Regions from separate parts of the Mus musculus genome. Here region 2 is linked to region 1. A link is a loop called in an ENCODE intact Hi-C map of the cell type or tissue named here. Cell type or tissue: left cerebral cortex. All regions are shown on one strand. Links, peaks and the distances in the headings refer to the core of each region. The heading gives the core; the rest is flanking DNA.

Evidence for each region. A loop is a pair of places that touch in the nucleus more often than their neighbours do. Peaks named below come from ENCODE experiments on the same cell type or tissue, not always from the same donor. Only the 100,000 strongest peaks of a DNase experiment are listed, where the experiment ranks them.
Region 2: it touches region 1 in a loop (2.1-fold over the local background); 2 of 42 quality-filtered maps call a loop at or near these places.

The regions. Positions count from the first base shown.
Region 1 is chr11:98,332,896-98,342,015 of GRCm38, reverse strand. Gm33099 reads right to left here and starts at 7,562. Exons shown (of 5, transcript XM_006534642.3): 1 at 7,527-7,562; 2 at 7,260-7,324; 3 at 5,804-5,936; 4 at 4,505-4,657; 5 at 1,118-3,489. The coding sequence starts at 7,562. The coding sequence ends at 3,121. Gm38970 (a long non-coding RNA gene) reads right to left here and starts at 757. Exons shown (of 2, transcript XR_880194.2): 1 at 1-757. In left cerebral cortex, for the core only: a CTCF peak has its summit at 5,585; DNase peaks (open chromatin) are centred at 5,537 and 6,612.
Region 2 is chr11:98,536,921-98,546,040 of GRCm38, reverse strand. Ikzf3 (IKAROS family zinc finger 3) reads left to right here and starts at 10. Exons shown (of 8, transcript NM_011771.1): 1 at 10-297. The coding sequence starts at 291. In left cerebral cortex, for the core only: a CTCF peak has its summit at 5,516 (motif pointing right); no DNase peak of the experiment used is centred there.

The DNA of each region.
Region 1 (9,120 bases), core at 4,364-6,863:
TGACAGATGCTAACTGAAGTTGAACCCTGCTTTTCTCTCAAGGATATGCTGAGAGGAAGCAGAGCGTCCTGGGTCAGCACCCACTCCTGCTAGACGCCCCCTCCTCGGGAGCAGGGTGAGACTTGGTCTTGTGAAAGATTCTCTGTCCAGCTTCTTCCACTGGGGAAAAAGTAGCTGGAATCCTCTCAGGAGGAGGAGGGGCATGGAAGAAGCGACTCTTTCTCCCTGTGCCTCCAAGTCCCTACTGTCCCAGGGTGGAGGTCTGCTGCTCCAGGGATCTGAGACTCTGCTTGGGACAGGGACATCAGGAATCTGGCCACACCACAAGCTTTGTAACATGAAGCAGAAGGGCCAAGCACAGGCCAGTAGTTCAAATCCTATGGCTACCACTTCCTAGCTGTAGGCTAAGGCAACCCCAACCACCTTTCTTTCCTCGCTGCCTCAATTTATAAAAATGGGGGGGATAATAAAATCGTTGTGAAAAGAAAACAAATTGGCGCACATAAAGCACACAGTAACAAATTGATGCATATAAGCACACAGTAACAAATTGATGTGCATAACAAATTGGTGCACAGAAACACACAGTAAAAGAAACAGAAGCACACAGTAAAAGAAAGGCCCCGTTGTGAATGGGGAGCCACCTTCCTCTCTGATGCACAGAACAGGTGGGAACTCCTGTGGACCCCCTAAACAGCAATCAATCCATGGAGGTGAAACTTCCTAGGGTACGGTCAGATGCTCAGAAGTATCCCTTTAATCCCCACACCTGGGAGGGCTACAGAGCAAAACTCTGTCTCAAATATATATATATATATATATATATATATATATATATATATATATATATATATATAATCCCAAAAAGTTTCTGACTTTTTAAAAAAGATTTATTTTATTTATTATATGTAAGTACACTGTAGCTGTCCTCAGACACCAGAGGAGGGAATCAGGTCTTGTTACAGATGGTTGTGAGCCACCATGTGGTTGCTGGGATTTGAACTCAGGATCTCTGGAAGAGCAGTCAGTGCTCTTTACCACTGAGCCATGTCTCCAGCCCCTGACTTTTTGATTAAAAAAAAAAAATGAAGATCATGGCTCCAGACAAAATTAGGGGGGGAAACCCCAGGTAGGGTTCCTGAGTTCCAGTGTCCTGGTGGGCTTTCTGTCTCTGGTCTCCTTCCCCAGGCCCCTCCTCTGGCAGCCGCGGGCCACTTCCCAGCCTGCAGCAGGAAAAAGAGGGGAAGCTCCTCCCCCATGTGAGCTCCTGTGGTCCCTGCTTCCCTAGAAGAAAGCTCTCCCCACAGCTTTCCAGCTGAAAGCCTATTTTCTCTCCTGTTCCCTGGTAATCAGAGGCTGCCGTGACTCCTTTCTACCCACCCCCACCTCCCACCGAAGACATTGAGTGAACCTGGCTTTCCTGTATGGTCCAGAGCAACTTGGTCAACTTCCCTCGACCCTTGGGTTCCACGTGCCTAAAATGGGGATGCTCCCAGAACCTCCATCCTAATATTCATGAGGATGGAATGGGATCTTGCCCATGAACCTGGACTGGGAGCTGTGGGTGAGGTGGAAGAGAGGGCAGAGTGTGCTCTGTGTGTGTGTGTGTGTGTGTGTGTGTGTGTGTGTGTGTGTGTAAGGAATGCAGATGCCAAAGCCCATGACACCAATCCCAGGTGGGCCACCTTGAACCTCCCTGTGCTCTTATTTCCCATCCATAAAATGGGGGTAGGTAGCGGAGCCTGGAGCCTGCGTCTCAAAGACATCTAGAGCTCTTGGAACAGTTCCCCAACTGCACTGTTTGCTGAGGTGTGACCAGTGGGGCCCCCTGAGGCTTTGCCCCTATGCTGTGCATGTGGAAGTAGGAAGTCACTTAGAGAGAGACTACAAGTGAACTGGAGGGCGGGGCCCTGGTAGTGGTTGTGGCTCAGGACAAGGCCCTGGTCCCCACCTGCCCATTTTGCTCACCTCTGGCATCCACCTAGACCTTGGCTTGGGACCACTCTGATCCCTCAGCCGCCTTTAGTCAATGAAGCAGCCAGCCCCCTCCCTGTGCCCTGGGTCCAGACTATGTCCTGGAAATAAAGCAGGGTCCCTGGGGCCCACTCAAGCCGAGGACTGCTCTGCCAGGGTGCCAGCTGGTGCCCACGGGGGGCGGGGCTGCGGTGTGATCATGTGGAAAGAGAAAGCTGGAAGCCCCCCTAACCTTGATGGTCACCACAGGAAACAAGAAAAGACTAGGGGTACCGAGGACATTTTCTAGGAACAGAAGATGAGATTTTTAAAAATTGACTTGTTCTGTGACTCAGTTTACCCCGCCATCCAAGGAACGGGGTCTTCATTCCCTTATCCCAGGGTCTCTGGGGCTCCAAAAGCCTTTGCATTGGCCTCGCAGATCCGTGCCTCCTTTCCTTTCTTAAAGAAACGAGGCTCACCCTCCTCCCCGCTCAGATTCTCTCCATAGAAGCTACCCTGGGGACCCGCGGCCAGGGGTAGAGAAGGGTAGGGGGAAAGTGCAGGCTCAAGACAGGCCCCCACAGGGAATGGGGATTCGTCTCAAGCCCGCCCAGGGTGCCAGTCCCTGGCCGGGATGACCCGGAGCTCCCGGTCCCTGCCCCTTTCCCGCCTCCTCTGGCCCTTTAAGAGCCTCTCCGCGCGTTGCCGTCCCGGATCAGCCAGAGAGACCATTAAAATTTTATGCAGAATGAAAATGGGCCAGGTCTCCAGCTTCCTCGCTCCCATCCAATGATTTATTACTCGCAAATACCACAGAACTAATTAGTATAGTAATTAATTAATACGCATTTGCATATTTGCATGTGCAATTAGTGCAGTGGAGTGATTACTGGGAGAATGAGGGCCCCGGATTGTCAGATGTGAGGGGGAAGTGGCCTGGAAAAGAGTTAGTGGGAATGAACTTTGCAGGGAGCGCCGAGCGGGAGCGCGGCCGGGGCGGGGCGCCGCGCGGGCTGCGGGGTGCAGAGCGCGGGCGTGGGGAGCGCGGGTGGCCCCCCGCGGCCTCCGACTTGGGGCAGGGGTCGCGACCCCAGCGCCCCGCCCGCCCGGCCGCGCCCGCCCCGCCCCCGCTGCGTGGCACAGCTCCAAGCGCGCGCCTGATTGTTATGCATTGTGTTTCTCGTCGCGAGCGGAGCCGGGCGGAATGGGGCTGGCACAAGCTGTCTCCCTGCCACGCGGCGGTGGCACCTTAAAGGCGCAGCGTCCTCTCCCTGCCGCCGTCCCCGCTGCCCCCACCTCCGAGCCCGGGCCCCCGACCGTCCCCAGGCGACCTCTGGAGGTCAGGGTGGGCGCGGAGGCCACCTGGAGGGGTGCAGCACGGGTCAGGGGCGCGCGGGGCACGTGCCACGGAGCCCGGCAGGCAAGAAGTCGGAGCTGCGAGCGCGATCCGGCGGCTGGGGCGCACCGGGCGCAGTGCCAGGCGCGGACGGGGGTGGTGAGGCGAGAACCCGGAGCTAGGCAGACGAAGGACGACTAGGAGAAAGAAGCAGCGAGTGGCAGGGGACCTGCTGGGTGCCAAGGGCTTTCTTGGGGGAGTTTCTGCGAGGCCTGGCTCCTCTTTCTGTCCCGGTTTACAGCGGAAGGAGAAGGAGCGATTGAGGCAAAGCTTAGGTTTTGGGACCAGCTTCTTCTAAAATCAGCTAGAAACCCAGAGCCAGAAGAAGCACTATTTCCTGGGGAGTAATCAGGAGGACTTCCTGGAGGAAGAAACACCTTCTGAGGGATGAGGAAAAGCGGAGCCGGTGGTCTAATGACACTATCCCTTTCTATATATAGAAGAAGCCCTGAAGGAGTCCATCTTATGCCCTTGAAGTTGGAACTACTCTGGTGTTTTGTTTTGTTTTTGGGGGGGGTGGGGTGGACAGAGAACAAGTCCTTGACACAAACATTGTCAAGGTCCCTCCTTTTCTTCTCCATGGCCAGGCCCTCTGTTCCTAACATCCCGGTCACCGAAACTACTTTAGAGAGAGGGGCAGTTTATAATCGTGAATTAGCCCAAGACCGAACCTCACACAACTTGGTTTAAATTCCGACTCTGGGCAGGTGAGCTGGCTCAGCTGGTAAAAGTGCTTGCCACCAAGCCTGAAGACCTTAGTTTGACCCCCCAAACCCCACGTGATGGGTAAGAGAACTGATTCCCCCAAATTGTGTTCTGACCTCTTCCACAGGTGTGTTGAGGCATGTCCTCCCTACACACACACACACACACACACACACACACACACACACACCAACCTTTGTTTTACATTGCTGTCAAGGGCTCTGATCTTTGATGTTTCAGGACAGAAGAACCCCCAACAGTGTTTTGCTTTGGAGTCTCACCCTGTAGCCCAGTCTGGCCTCCAACTGGTGGTCTCCTGCCTCAGTCTCCCAAAGGCTGGGATTACAGGGGTGTGCTAGCACACTCAGCGAGGGCCCTGGGATCTAGTTCCAGCTATGCCAGTCACTTAATGTGGAACAGTAGAAAAGTTGTGCTCCTGTGCCCCACCTCTTCTGCGGTTTCTTCTCTGGAAAATAGGAGGTTGCTCCACTCCTGGGCTGTTCCCTTCCCTCTCAGTGGAACACTGTCAAGAAGCTTGCAGGGCTGGGGAGTGTAGCTCAATGGGTAGGAGAAATCCTGGGTTTCATCTTCAGCACCAGACTGGGAAGGAGGAGAAGACATAGGAAGTGGAGTAGGAAGAGGAAGTGGTGGGGGGGGGGGGAGAAGAGGAGACAGAAGTCAAAACCACCTCCACCTTTGAGACTGAGGTGCCCTTTGCTGGCCCACCCTGCATCTCAGAAGAAGCAGTGGCTATGCTTGACACCCACCGTCCTGAGGACCAGCCTCCTCAGGACAAATCAAGATGTCGCTGCTTAAAGGCTGGCTTCCTGCCCTGGCTATGCCCACCAAAAAACCCTGCCCAGGTAGCCCTTAGTATTATCCCCTGTAAGTATCAGCACTGGTACTGTTTACTGTGAGCCTCCAGTGTCCCCAGCTCTGGTGCCAGGCTCAAGAGACATGCCAGAGAACTAACTGTCCAGTAGTGTCAGCCCCAGAAATCCCCAAGCCAGACTTATGGCCCTAATTTGACGGGGAGGTAACTGGGGGACATGGAAGCAGAGCCCCCATCGTTATTCCCCAGCCTGGGCCCCACCCCTTCCACCAAGCTCAGCCTCCTCTGTACCCCAGTGTCCTTCTGGTTCAGGTCACCCCCTCAGCTCCTTGGCCCTGGCGGGCAGGTAGTACTGTTCCCCTCTTACAGCCGAGGAGAAAGAATGTCATATGAGTTGATCAAGGTGAAAATGATGCCAAAGCCAGGGGTCTGCTGCCACTAACTCCATCTGGCCTTCCTGTGAGGACCTGGAGTGGGGGTTGGGGGAGGACCAGAAGCAAGAGCATCTACTGCCTATGCTAAACCCTGACAGGGAAGCAGAACAAAGACTGATGGCGGAGAGAACCCCAGGAACAAAAATATTTGAACACTGATCCAAAGCTAGAGGCAAAATAAGCCACATCAGGGATGGCCAGGGGCTGAAGAAGCACTCACACCTGTTAGCTCGTCTAAGGCTCACTGCTGCCCCCAAAGGCAGGCCTCGGTAACCGCCGCGCCCATTTTACAGAGGGGAAGGCCAAAGTTAGGCCATGTTGGGCTCAGTATAAGGTCCATCGACGTGAAAGGGGTATAGGGAGGTAGGTCTGTGGTTGGTCAGTTGTCTTGCTCTGGCCGTTGCTCCCCCAACAGCAGAGGAACAGTTCCTTGGTACCCCAACTGCAAACTAAGGCTGTATAGAGCATTGAGCCTGTTACCCAGCCTCCTGGGTGGTCTTCCTGGTGGTGGTGACTTTTAGGCAGAAATCGATAGAGGTGTGCTTCTGTGGGAGAGCATGGCAAAGGTTCTGAGGCCGGGAACAAGGTGATGATGAAGTACAGCAGGACAGGCCTGGAGGACAGCATCCGAGTGAGAGAATCAGGGAGGTGCTGTAGTGTGCAAGTACCACATCCAGGTGTGCGAGTACCACATCCAGGTGTGCGAGTACCACATCCAGGTGTGCGAGTATCACATCCAGGTGTGTGACTACCACATCCAGGTGTGTGACTACCACATCCAGGTGTGTGACTACCACATCCAAGTGTGCGACTACCACATCCAGGTGTGTGGTCAGGACAAGAAGTGTGAGCAGCCTGGGCCCCTCAGGAGAGGCAAAGGGCCCTGAAAGGTAGAAGATGCAGCAGGACAGGACTCAGCTGTGTTCTGATGCCCATCTTCCCTGGGTGATGGTGGTGCAAGCTTTACCCCAGCACTCAGGAGGCAGAGACAGGTGGATCTCTGAGTTCAAGGCCAGTCTGGTCTACAGAGTGAGTTCCAGGACAGCCAGGGCGACACAGAGAAACCCTGTGATGGGAAAGGATGAAAGTCACACTCACACATCCCGGCTGGGGGTGGGTCTCAGGAGAGCTCCTGAGCTGAAAGACTTGAGGACCAAACAGGGAGTCTACCACAGGGCAGGCACCGGTCTGATATAGCCATGTAGCATAAGACCTCATAGTGTTAGTAAAACAGAGCGTGCTGCACGGAGGAGAGGACCACGCCCCCTCCTCCAAGTCTGACTGATAAGGGCCACGCCCCCTCCCTCCAAGTCTATCTAACAAACGTGTGGTTTGTTTTGCTTTGGTTTCAAAGCTGTTCCCATTGCCCCCGTTCAGCCTGGACTCTATTTAGCAGGCACTGCCCTTGAACTTCTGATCTTCCACCTCTTGGATGCTGGGGATCAGACCCAGGAACTTGACAAACTTTCTACCAACTGAGCTACACCCCAAGTATCCCAGATTGACATTTGTACAAGGAGACCACTGGGCATGGCAGCCACTCTGGTTTGCCTGCCCCAGGAGACTCCAAATGACTCCGCTGCCCACTGTCTCTCTACAGCCAAGTAGTATGGGTGATGTGAGAGCCCCAGACTAAAGACATCACAAATGGCGACTGAGACAAAACAGAAGACAAGTGGGAGAGGGGGGTCTTCCAACAGGAGAGCAGCCCTGAAGGAGGAAGGGGAGGGCTCCCCGGAGGAGGTGTCTGGGGAGCCTCTTGGTGAGAAAGATGAATTTGAGTACTGGGAGACCAGAACCCATGTGGAAAAGAGCTCTTCCCACAAAAGCAGGGTGCAGCGGTCAAAGGTTATAGGGGCAAAGGTCACCGCACTTTTAGAGCAAGGGTACAGCCTGAGGTGACTGGCTTGGCTGGAGGACTTAGCCCCTCTTCCACCTGTCATTTGTCTCCGTCTCGGTCGCGAGGCAGCTGCGGTCTGATGCGCGACACTCATTCAGCTCCTGCTAGGCCCTCCCAGTGCTGGGTGGGACCAAAGCCCAGCCTAGGGCGCGGCCTGAGAAAGTGCAGGAGAACGGGACAGTGAGCTGGGGTCAGGACAGGAGGACCACCCGGAGGAGGGGACGACACCTCCCCAGCCTCCCCTCCCCCTCCCCAGTGGCACCACGAGGCACGCAGCCGCATATCACCCGTGCCAGCCCTCACCTCCCGGCAACGTCGCCGCATTCTCAGCCACGCCATCTGGCGTGCCCGCCGCTCCCCGGCACACTGCGGCGGGCGGGGGAGGGGGCAGCGGGGCAGGTGCCCACCCTGGAGCCAGGAGGAAGCGGCAGGTCCCCCTCCCCCAGAGTCCTTTGCGCTTGAGGTGGGACAGGGGGCTGGGGAGAGGGGAGGTGGCAGGTGCTCTCAGGCTCTGTGCATCCGAGCATCCAAGCATCCGAACTGCTGGAGCAGGCGCCCTCTGGGCAGTGCCATCGGCCCCTCCTGCCTCCTCCTCCCCCAACGCGACGCCTGCCAGAAGCTCAGGACTTCGAGGGTCTCCACTCCTGCCCTTCCCCCACACCGGAGGAGGCGGAGGCGGAGGAGGCCAGCCTCTCCTCACCTGTCTGCCCAGCCAGGGAGGCCCCCTGAGATGCATGGCTGGCAGCAGCCAGGGGGTTGGCACCTGGGTCTGACCCACCTGCTCTCTAGGCCTGTTGTGATGGGAGAGCAAATCTCCCTCCTCGCAGGGCCACCTACCAGTCTCACTTGGGGGCCTGGGGTGGCTGGCTAGCTGTCCTTCGGAGGGTGAGAATGGAGGGGAGCATTTACAGAGTCCTGTAGGAATGATTTATTTGGGGGACAACAAGGAGTGTAGAAAGAGCAGTTTTCTAGAACATTCTTCCTGTCCCCTGAGAAAGATTCCCCTAGTCTGTTCAGGAATGACCTGCCACCTCATCACCACCCTCTGCCCTCTCTCCTCCCCCATACTTACTTACCTCAGCCCTCTCACCCCTGCCCCTCAGGCCCCAGATGAAACAAAATGGCCGCTGCCCCTCTGAGGCAGCCATTTTAGGTGCCCAGACTGTGGCCTCCCTTGGGATGGGGCTATGTCTCCATGGGAACCTCCTCCGGGCCCCCCAGCTCCCTGCTCCCACCCTGAGGTGTGGGCAGCAGAAATGGAAGTCTTCCAGGCCTGGCTGAAGTGCCCGCCATTCTCCTTTGCCTCTGAGAGACCTGGAGGGGACCAGGCCCCTCACCAACTCCCTTCCCCCAATGCCACGGGGAGGAACAGATGGCATCTCTGGGTGTCCTTCTCCTTTCGTCTCCTTCCTTCCATTTCTGGCTCTTTCTCTCTCTCCGTCACTGCATCTCTGAGTACAGAGAGGAGCGTGCATGTCCCGGCGTGTTAATGCCTGCTTGTGTGTATGTGGACACACGTGTTGTACCTCTTTCGAGCTCATGTCTGAGGCAGGCCCACCCCACACCTCCCTCTGTTCCAGTTTCCCCCTGGTTTTTATTGTATCTTCTAAAAAAATAAAGTTGAAATGTGTCGAGTGAGAAAAACTTGTTCCATTTTTCTGAAGGAAGAAAAGAAGGGTCAGGAGACAGGCCCAGAGGGATCAAGTTCTCTGTACCCCAGGCTTGACCACCCAGCCCCCTACCTCAAGCCTTTCCCTATAGGAGCTTAAGGAGGCCGCTTAAATCTAGAGAGCAGACATGAGAGACAAGGGATAGAGGGATAGGTGGCCCTACAGCACGCGTTCTCTCTCTCTGACAAGGTTCTGCCTCACACCCAGAGGACCCCATCAGACCCCAG
Region 2 (9,120 bases), core at 4,301-6,800, 200 kb before region 1:
AGGCACTGTTTCCACGCGATCAGGGTTCCTCAGGCTTGACATTCAAAAGTGGGTGCGGAACCCGCGGCACTCGGAGCGTGCTTTAAAGCGGCCGCCAGCCAGCGCCGCTCTAACCTCGCGCCCCGGCTGCCGGCGGCTCCCGCCCTGCATCTGCGCCGACGCGACCGAGCGATCCCGGGGCCTCCCTGCGCCCGGAATCTCCCGCCAGCCGCGCGGGTCCCCACGGCAGCAGCACGTGGAGCGGCCGCGGAGCCTGAGCGACAGCTGCAGCCCGCGCGGCCCGCGGCGACATGGAAGGTGAGCTCGGCGCCGCTGCGCTGGGGGCTTTGAGCAGCCGGAGCGGCGCGCGCTCAGAGGCTCGGCTGGCTTCCTTCTGAATCTCGGTTTTGCTTCTATTTATTTCTTTTAATTTAAATGCGTGTCCGTTCTCAGACACCCCCTCCCCCAACTTGGGAAAGTGCTAAGTTCTCTTCAGTTTTATTTCTTGGGGGTTGTGAGACGGGGGCATATGTATGGGTCACCTTAAATCTGCAAAGGACAAACAGTCTTGGGTGTCCCTAAGTTTGGCACCAAACCTGGGACGGAATAATCTCCCCCTCCCCCGGGTTGGGGGTGGGGGGGACGCTCCGCGGTCTCAGTCTCCATAGGAATTAGTTTAATCTTAGTTACTTGAGTCTACTTTTCTGTAATGTGACTTTTCTGTGAATACTGTCTTAGTGGCTAAGGGCATATTTGAAAATGATTAGCAATTGTAGTTAGTTAGCTTGGAAATCAAATGAACTTAAAAAAAAAAACAAAAAACAAAACCAAAGGGGGGAAAAAACCCGAAACAAAAATAAGGCTCACGTTAAGGGTTTCATTTGAATTCATTTCGGAAGTTATAGCTTTGCTTCTCAGAAGCCTCGCAGTATGAACTTCCTTAAGATAAGTGCAATTTCACATTTTCAACAAGTGTTTCTAAAACTCTGAAGATGGAAGATGTGGCTCAACTTTGGGGGAGGAGAGGTGGCCCTGAGAAAATCAGAAGTTGAGCGCTGCATTCGTTTAAAGGAGAGAGATACTGACGCTTACCTAATTGAAGTGTTGGTCTGTAAATATTATGAATATCACAGTTACTTTCTTCATGATGGTTGAAGAATCTCTTTTAACACATGAACCTTGATCTTTTGGCATCTTTATTTAGTTCTAGTGTATGTGAAGCTATGAAATATGATTAACAAGTTTGGAACACAGTTAAATATGATAAAGCTTTGTTTCACAATGCAATTGAGTGGAACACAGCCCTTAATTCTCAGCTTGTGCATGGTATGCTGGTAAATGTGGCTTCTTCTTCTTCTTCTTTTTCTTCTTCTTTTTCTTCTTCTTCTTCTTCTTCTTCTTCTTCTTCTTCTTCTTCTTCTTCTTCTTCTTCTTCTTCTCCTTCTCCTTCTCCTCCTCCTCCTCCTCCTCCTCCTCCTCCTCCTCCTCTTCCTCCTCCTCCTCCTTCTCCTTCTTTTCTTCTTCTTCCTGCTTTGACTAATGTAAACATATTTTTTTCTCTCAGTAAAATGGCAAGTGGTAATGCAAAGCTTTTAAATGTCCGCTGTTGAATGATGCTTCAAACATTTTCTCGTGAAAAAAAAAAAAAAAACCTGTATACTTCTAATGTTTTAGTGTCAAAGTTTAAAAAATAACTTCAAATTGTTTTGACACTTAAATAATGATCTATGAAATGTAATATTTTACATGTAAAAGTTTCCTCATCCAAGAACAGAGGGGTGGGGGGGTTGGCATGGTGTATACTATAGGAAACTTTATTTTAAAACGAGCTCCCATGCTTTAATTATTACAAATAATCTCTTTTCCTGAAGTTGCTGGCCAGTTCTCCAATACCATGTCCTAGTTTTAACCGTGTCGTTTATTAGGAATAATGTAAACCCACAACTGGAGTATTTTTGTGCAAATGCTATTAGCTGATTAGTTATTCAAGATGCAATACAGACACTAAGCTAAATAGCTTACTTTAGGACATGGGTCTACTTACCAGGCTCTTCAGTAGGACCCATAAAGACTTCCTGAAGGAAAAGACAATGAAAACTTGTATAGTTCAGCATTTGTAGACTATACGTGAGACAAGAATGTATAGAATATAGGTTAATTATTTAAAGAAGTTATGAGTGTGGATGGCTAGATTAAATAGATACAAAGAGATAGATATCATATGGTATATTTAATACACAAATTCAGTCTTTAAATAAAAGCAAACTAAAAAAGGTTAATATGTGAGTTTGGTCATTTTAATGTTAGGTCCTTGAGGTTAGAATAGTTGATGTAGTAAAATAACTAAAAATAATCTAGACTAATTAGAATAATCTGGCTAATTTTGATTGTTTATTGAGACAATGCAGGGTTAGCCTTGAACTCACTATAGCCCAGGCTGACCTTGAGCTCATGGCAATCCTCCTGCTTTAGCTTCCTGAGTGATGAGATTATAGGACTCACAGCATCTTGTTGACTCATGTTTTTGATATTTAAAATAAGATACTTTGTACTATTTTGATATTTGCTGTTAGAGAGATTTGACTTGTATCATAGCGCTCTGTCTTACTGATATAAGAATGTATGTCATAAAAATGTCTGACTTAAAAATGCATTATATATATCTTCTCATGTCAGATGCCTTTGTTTCTGCCTAATATGCCACAGTTATTGTGAACTGCAAGAGCACACAGTTATTCCTTCATTCCTATCACCTTTTCACCCATTTATCTTTGCAATCATCAACAGACTTGGGGGGGCATTCTCTGTGTGGAGATGTCAGATGAAATAAGCCTTTAAAATAGAGACCTTAGGCTCTATCTATAAGGCTGTATCTTTTCATTAAAATGTAATCTTTCATGTAAAACTGAAGAGCTTACCAAATTAAAACTGATAGCATTTGTCTCCCCACAGTCAGGGACCTGGGGTATTTGTACCCAAGGCTAGGGACCACCGATGCTGCATGGCTCTGTGGCACTACGTCCGTCCATACTACCACAAGCAGCGGTTTTATCCGGAGTGGCTCAGAGAACAGGCGATTCACAAGGCTGACTTTCCCATGGGTTTCTTGCTTGTCCTAAAGTCTTCACGTTAACCATATGCAAAGATTTTTTTTAAGGTGTATCTCTTTTACATAAATTGTTTATTGTATTTCATATGTATTCATCTTTCTCCTGCATGTACGTATATGTAACACATGCCTGTCCGGTGCCCACAGTGCTCATGGAGGGCAGACGAGGGTGTAGAGTCCCGTGGGACTGGAGTTAGAGGTTGTGTACCACCACGAGCATGCTTGGAACAGAACTAGAGTCTCCTGTAATGACAGCTGTGTTCTTAACTGCTGAGGTATCTCTCCCATCCCAAATGTGTATATATTTTGTACAGCTTCCTGCTTTTTAAACAAGGTGCATATCAGGACATGATCTCAGTGCTTCCGGGTCATCCTATAGACTACGGGGAACCTGTTCTAGCTTTCATTCCCATGGGATATTTACAACAGCACAGAACTGGATGCCCCTGCATTAAATAGTTCTTTATTATGCTATCTTTTTTTTTTAAAAGATGTTGACTTCTGTTGTTTAGTTCAGTTTGTGGAATTTATGGTAGTCATTTTCTTTTTCCAGTTTTGAGTCCTTTTCCGTGTTCTAGATGTCAGGGATTAGCAGAGACTTAGCTTCTAGGTGGTGCTTTCTTGCTTCATAATATGAGTGTGTAGAGGTTTAAAATATCAAAGTTGAGCAACCACAGCCATAGAAGTGTCATGGGTTCTGGTAGGATGTGATGTTCTTTCTATAACTTAATAGTGTGTTTCACACTTCCACGTCTTTCCTAACAACCTGGCCCCCCACCCCCAACTACTCAGGTCTCAAGGCTCTGCTCAAGCATCATCACCAAGGACACTCTACTGATAACCTTTGATGATGTCTCTCTACTGCCTTCTGGTTCTCACCCCTAACCAGTGCCACACTCCCCTCCAGTTTTACCAAAGCCTTCTCCTTTCTGTAGGTACTTCTACTATGGTATATGAAAATGGTGGGTTGCTTTATCCTTCCTATGGGCTTCATGCTTTGCTGTTGTTGAAAGAGGGTCTCATGGTGTAACTTAAACTAGCCTCAAATACGTGATCCTCCTGCTTCAGCCTCTTGGGGTCTGGGATTGCAGGTGGCTACCACACTCCATGAGCGACTATTTTTAATAACTTATTTGTTTATTTTTGTGCTTGTGGGAGTGTTTTGTGCATGTGTGTAAACCTGTGTGTGCATGTATATGGAGGCCAGAGGTTGGTGGCAGGTGTCCCCCCCCCTCCCCCCGTGGCTCTCCCTCTTATTTTTGAAGCAGGGATTCTCAGTGGACCGGAAGCTCACTCATATCGTTGGAGCAGCTGATCAGAAGGTCCTGGGAATCCTCTCGCCTCTGCTTCTACACTACGGGGAATGCTGGCACACACTGCTACACATGGCTTCTTATGCGTGTGCTGGGGACCCAAGCTCAGATCCTCTTGTCATATTCTCATTCCTTAAGTTTTACTTCTGTTTGCCCAGTGCCTGGTTTGTAGAAGGCTTTCAGAGTTTGTTGTACTCAGCGAAGAAAGCAGTGCCAAAAATAGCTTTTATTATGTTCATTTAAATTTTCTATTACATTTAGCTGTGTGTGTGTGGGGGGTGGGGGGACACACACATGCCCAGCACACTGTAGAGGTCATAGTGTGGGAGTTGGTTCTCTGCTCCAACCACGTAGCAGTGAGTTTTGTGGCAATTACGGCTGTCTGATATTAAGCCCCTGGTTCTCAGAGCTATGTAACTTCCTTTGTTACACATAGCTTCCTAACTCCATCTTGGTACTGTGGGTGTTAGGTTCTAGCAGTCAAACTTTGAGAAGCACATGAACCAACAGTTTGCAAGAAGTATTTGTCTAAATCAGTTATGTGCAGTAGAGTCAAGGGAACCAGAGGGGAGAAACTATTCACAGCTCGAGCAAACCTGCATTTCATAAGCTTTGCTCACTCAAAACCCCTTACATCTGGTAAATTTTTATGTATGTATAGATAAAAAAAACAGGTATACAAATCATACACTGCATGGTAATAAATCGCAAATAAATTTATTTTAAAGTAACTACTCATATAATTTTATCATTTCTTAAGGCAATCTTAAACATTTCATATTAATGAAATGGATATGATTATTTTTACAGAAGAATTAAATCTTGGTCAAGTATTTAATATGGCAGGACAGAGTATTGTCAATATTTTCTGGACTTGATTGATTTTTTTTTTAAAATAGTTGTCAATACTGAAAACAGTGCTTCATATAAACACATAGAACAAAATGGCCAATGTGTTTAGGGCTATTTCAGAAATTATTGTCTAATCTCAAGCCAAAATTCACTTAGTGGTTGAATTCAGCAACTCAAACAGCAATTTTATAACTTATTTTCATTTTATTTTTTTATCAAATGTGTGTGTCTATGTGTAGGTGAGTGTAGTGCCTGTGGAGGCCAGTAGAGGGCATGAGAGCCACGGGAGTTGGAGTTACAGGAGGTTGTAAATCACCTTATGTGGGTGCTGAGAACGGATGTGCCCTCTGTGAAAGCGCTCTTAATTGCTGAACCAGACAACCCTCCAATAGCAATTTAAAAAGCCATTCACTCTACTCCAATCCAATCCAAACATACACCAACTTACCACTGATATCGCTGAAGAACGATGGTCAGCAAATATTAAAAGTATTTTCCCTAATTAAACCATTATATTCCCATAAAAGGAGAAAACTGTACATAGTTTAAAAAACAAACAAACAACAACAACAAAAGCCAGGTGCACACCTTTAATCCCAGCACTTGGGAGGCAGAGGCAGGCAGATCTTTGTGAGGCCAGCCTGGTCTGCAGAGCAAGTTCCAGGACAAGGGTTTCTTGTCATAGAGTCCTCCCCCAAATGAAACAAACCAACCCCACCTTGCTGCTGTAGTTCGAGTATTAAATAGACTCTGGCTTGGCCCAGGGTGTTTCAGACAACGTTGACTGGCTGTTGTGGCTTGACGGTATACACAACGCCAAGTGTCATGCGCTATGTTTAGAACCAAGGCTACCTTGAGATTGCAAGGTGGGACACGGCTGAGTCCTGCTACAAACACCGAGGATTCATTATACTTCCATTATGACTTAATTTGTGGTCATTGCATTCAGAACTGTTTTGCTGTTGCCAAGTTAGGGACTCCCACACAATCCTGTGACCCACAGCTTAAGGCCCATGGTGTGAGGTGGCTCTTGCTTTGTGAATCTTTGCATCAGGACAGGGGCATTTTATACAGTCCTAACAAACACACATCTGCATGCTACTATTTATGTATGTGAGTGTTTTCCCTGCAAGTATGTCTGCACCACGTGTGTGACTAGTGCTTGAAAAGGCCAGAAGAGAATATCAAATGCCCCGGAACTAGAGTTATAGGTGGCTGTGAACTACCGTGATGATGATGGGAATTGAACCCTGGTCCTCTGGAAGAAAATACAGGGCTCTTGATCTCTTTCTGCAGCACCTCCTCTTCTCCTCCCTCCCTCTCCTCTCCTCTCCATCCCATCTTCTCTCCTTCTTTGAGATAGGGTCTCATGTATTCGATGCTGGCCTTGAGCTGTCTGTGGCCTTGAACTTCGGATCCTACTGACTTGTCAATGGCTCCTCCCCCACTCTGGCCCCCCGAAATTACAAGTGTGCATCATCACACCAGGTTTACTTGGTCCTGGGACAGAATCCAGGGCTTCATGCATACTAGGCAAGCATTCTGCCAACCAGCTCCATCTTCAGGCTGTTTGATATTATTATAAGAATTTCTCTGAATAAATGAGAATGTATGTGTGAGTAGATACAAGGATTAGGATAACATTTTAGCATTTTCATACATTCTAAAAATGAAGTCAGGAAGCTGATAAGCAAGAATTCAAAAAAAATTTTTTTTTAAAATCAACCCTTCGAGGCTGGAGAGATGGCGCATTGCTTAAGAGTGCTTTTTGTTCCTGAGGGGACCAGAGTTCCATTCCCAGCCACCTGTAGTCAAGAGTCAGGGGCTCCAACACCCACTTCTGCCCCCCACTGGTACCTGCATGTATGTGCACCCAAGTGCATGGGCACACATACAAATAAAAAGAAATCTTTTTTTTTAAATCAATCCTTGCATTTGAAAATGTAGCCAGTTGCTTTGTCTCTTTGTAAATTATAATACATACAAAACATAAGACATGATAATTTGTTGTGTTATGATTTATAGATGTAATGATTTAAGTGGAATAAATCTTACTTCTCAAATTTGAATTAAAAGGGCCAGGAGCCCAGAAGACACAATCAAGTACACAGTTTCTGAGTATGCCAAGCCAACAGTATGGCATGCACAGCTCACTGGAAGGTAGGAATTTGTATTTGTCAAAGGACTTCACCAATAGCTGTTACAAACACCAGTGACCTAATATGTCCTGGTTACCTCTAAATAAAGCAGCTAAACAACATATGATAGAGGTATAAGGAATAAAATTGGACAAATAATAACTGATATATAATTCATAGAATTTTTTGTTGTTGTTGTTTTGTTTTGGTTTTTTTTGAGACAGGGTTTCTCTGTGTAGTCCTGGCTGTCCTGGAACTCACTCTATAGACCAGGCTGGCCTCGAACTCAGAAATCTGCCTGCCTCTGCCTCCCGAGTGCTGGGATTAAAGGCATGCGCCACCACTGCCCGGCTTCATAGAATTCTTATAGTTTCTTTTTTGTGCTTGTTTTGCTTTGACACAAGGTCTCATATCCAGGCTGCTTTAACCCTGCTATGTTGGGCTTAAACTCCTCATCTTTCTGCTTCTGCCCCTAAACCATTGGACCTACAGGTGTGTGCCGCCATACCTGCCTTTAGATTTTTATGAGGCTTTAGGTCCCCTGAAATTGGAGTTACAGAAGTGGGTGCTGAGAACCAAAGACAGGACCCCTGGGGGAGCAGCAAACACTGTTAACTGCTCCTCAGCCCTTCATTGTTTGACCAGGCTCTCATTGGGTAGCTCAGGTTGGCTTGATTTGATATTCCTGCTCCATCTCCTAAGTGCTGGGATTAAAGGCATGTGCCCAAGGACCTATGGATTGTATACTGTTAGTTCACCAAGAGTTAGCATTAGAGGCAAAAATGAGACACAACTTGTGTTTACTTTTCAATAGAGGCTGATGAAGCCCAGATGTGAGTGCAGTGTCCAGATAAGAGATGGAGGGAGCAGGAGAGCCTTGTTAGGCCCAGTTTCTCTCTGGCAGAGGTCATCACCCCTGGTGGCCCCTGGGACCCTATAGGTCCCAGGGGGATTACTACTGACTCAGGGGGAATACTACTGACTCAGAATGTTACATGCTTTCCCCTCCTACTGCTAACCTTGTATCTAGACTTTCCACCCTTAATCTATTTTGAGGATGGCTGCAGGAGTGATTGACCCACAACAGAATGTCAGTCTCCTACCCAGAACACTTCACAGTGTAGCTTCCTGGTGTCTTTCCAGTGGTGTTTTCTGTCTTCCAATATTGCCCTTCTGCGCCGCTGGTGTTCCCAGAACACACATTTTCTTTAACTGCCTATTTTTGTAATGTTTCTCTTCCAACTCACCAAGTCCAAATATGAACTCATCTCCCATCTCTCTCAAACCCAGACCAACTTTCCTTGGTTTCCCAACGCTGTTAAGAGCCCTGCCACAGGTGCAGCTCCTCACCCATCCATCAGGGCTCCTCTCCATGCTCTCTGTGAAGAAGCCGCTGCTCATTCCAGGGTTCGCTTCCATAGGTCAACGTCTAACCACCTGCAGGCTCTCACCCCATTTTATGTTTATATACAAAGTGTTTTTGCACGGATAGAACACACTCTGACTTGTCTAGGATTGTAAGTACCACGATCATGGAGAGGATGCTTTTCTTGTTCAGTTCACAACCAATTCTTTCACCATTATTAGCGTGCCTGTATCCTTCTGTATGGAAGTGTCTGTCCCTTGTAGAGGCAACTCTACAGATGCCCCTGTTGTCTTATGTCTCTGATTTCTAGAATAATGGTGCTGGTGCATTTACACTTTGAAATATAGGAAACTTATCTGTCAG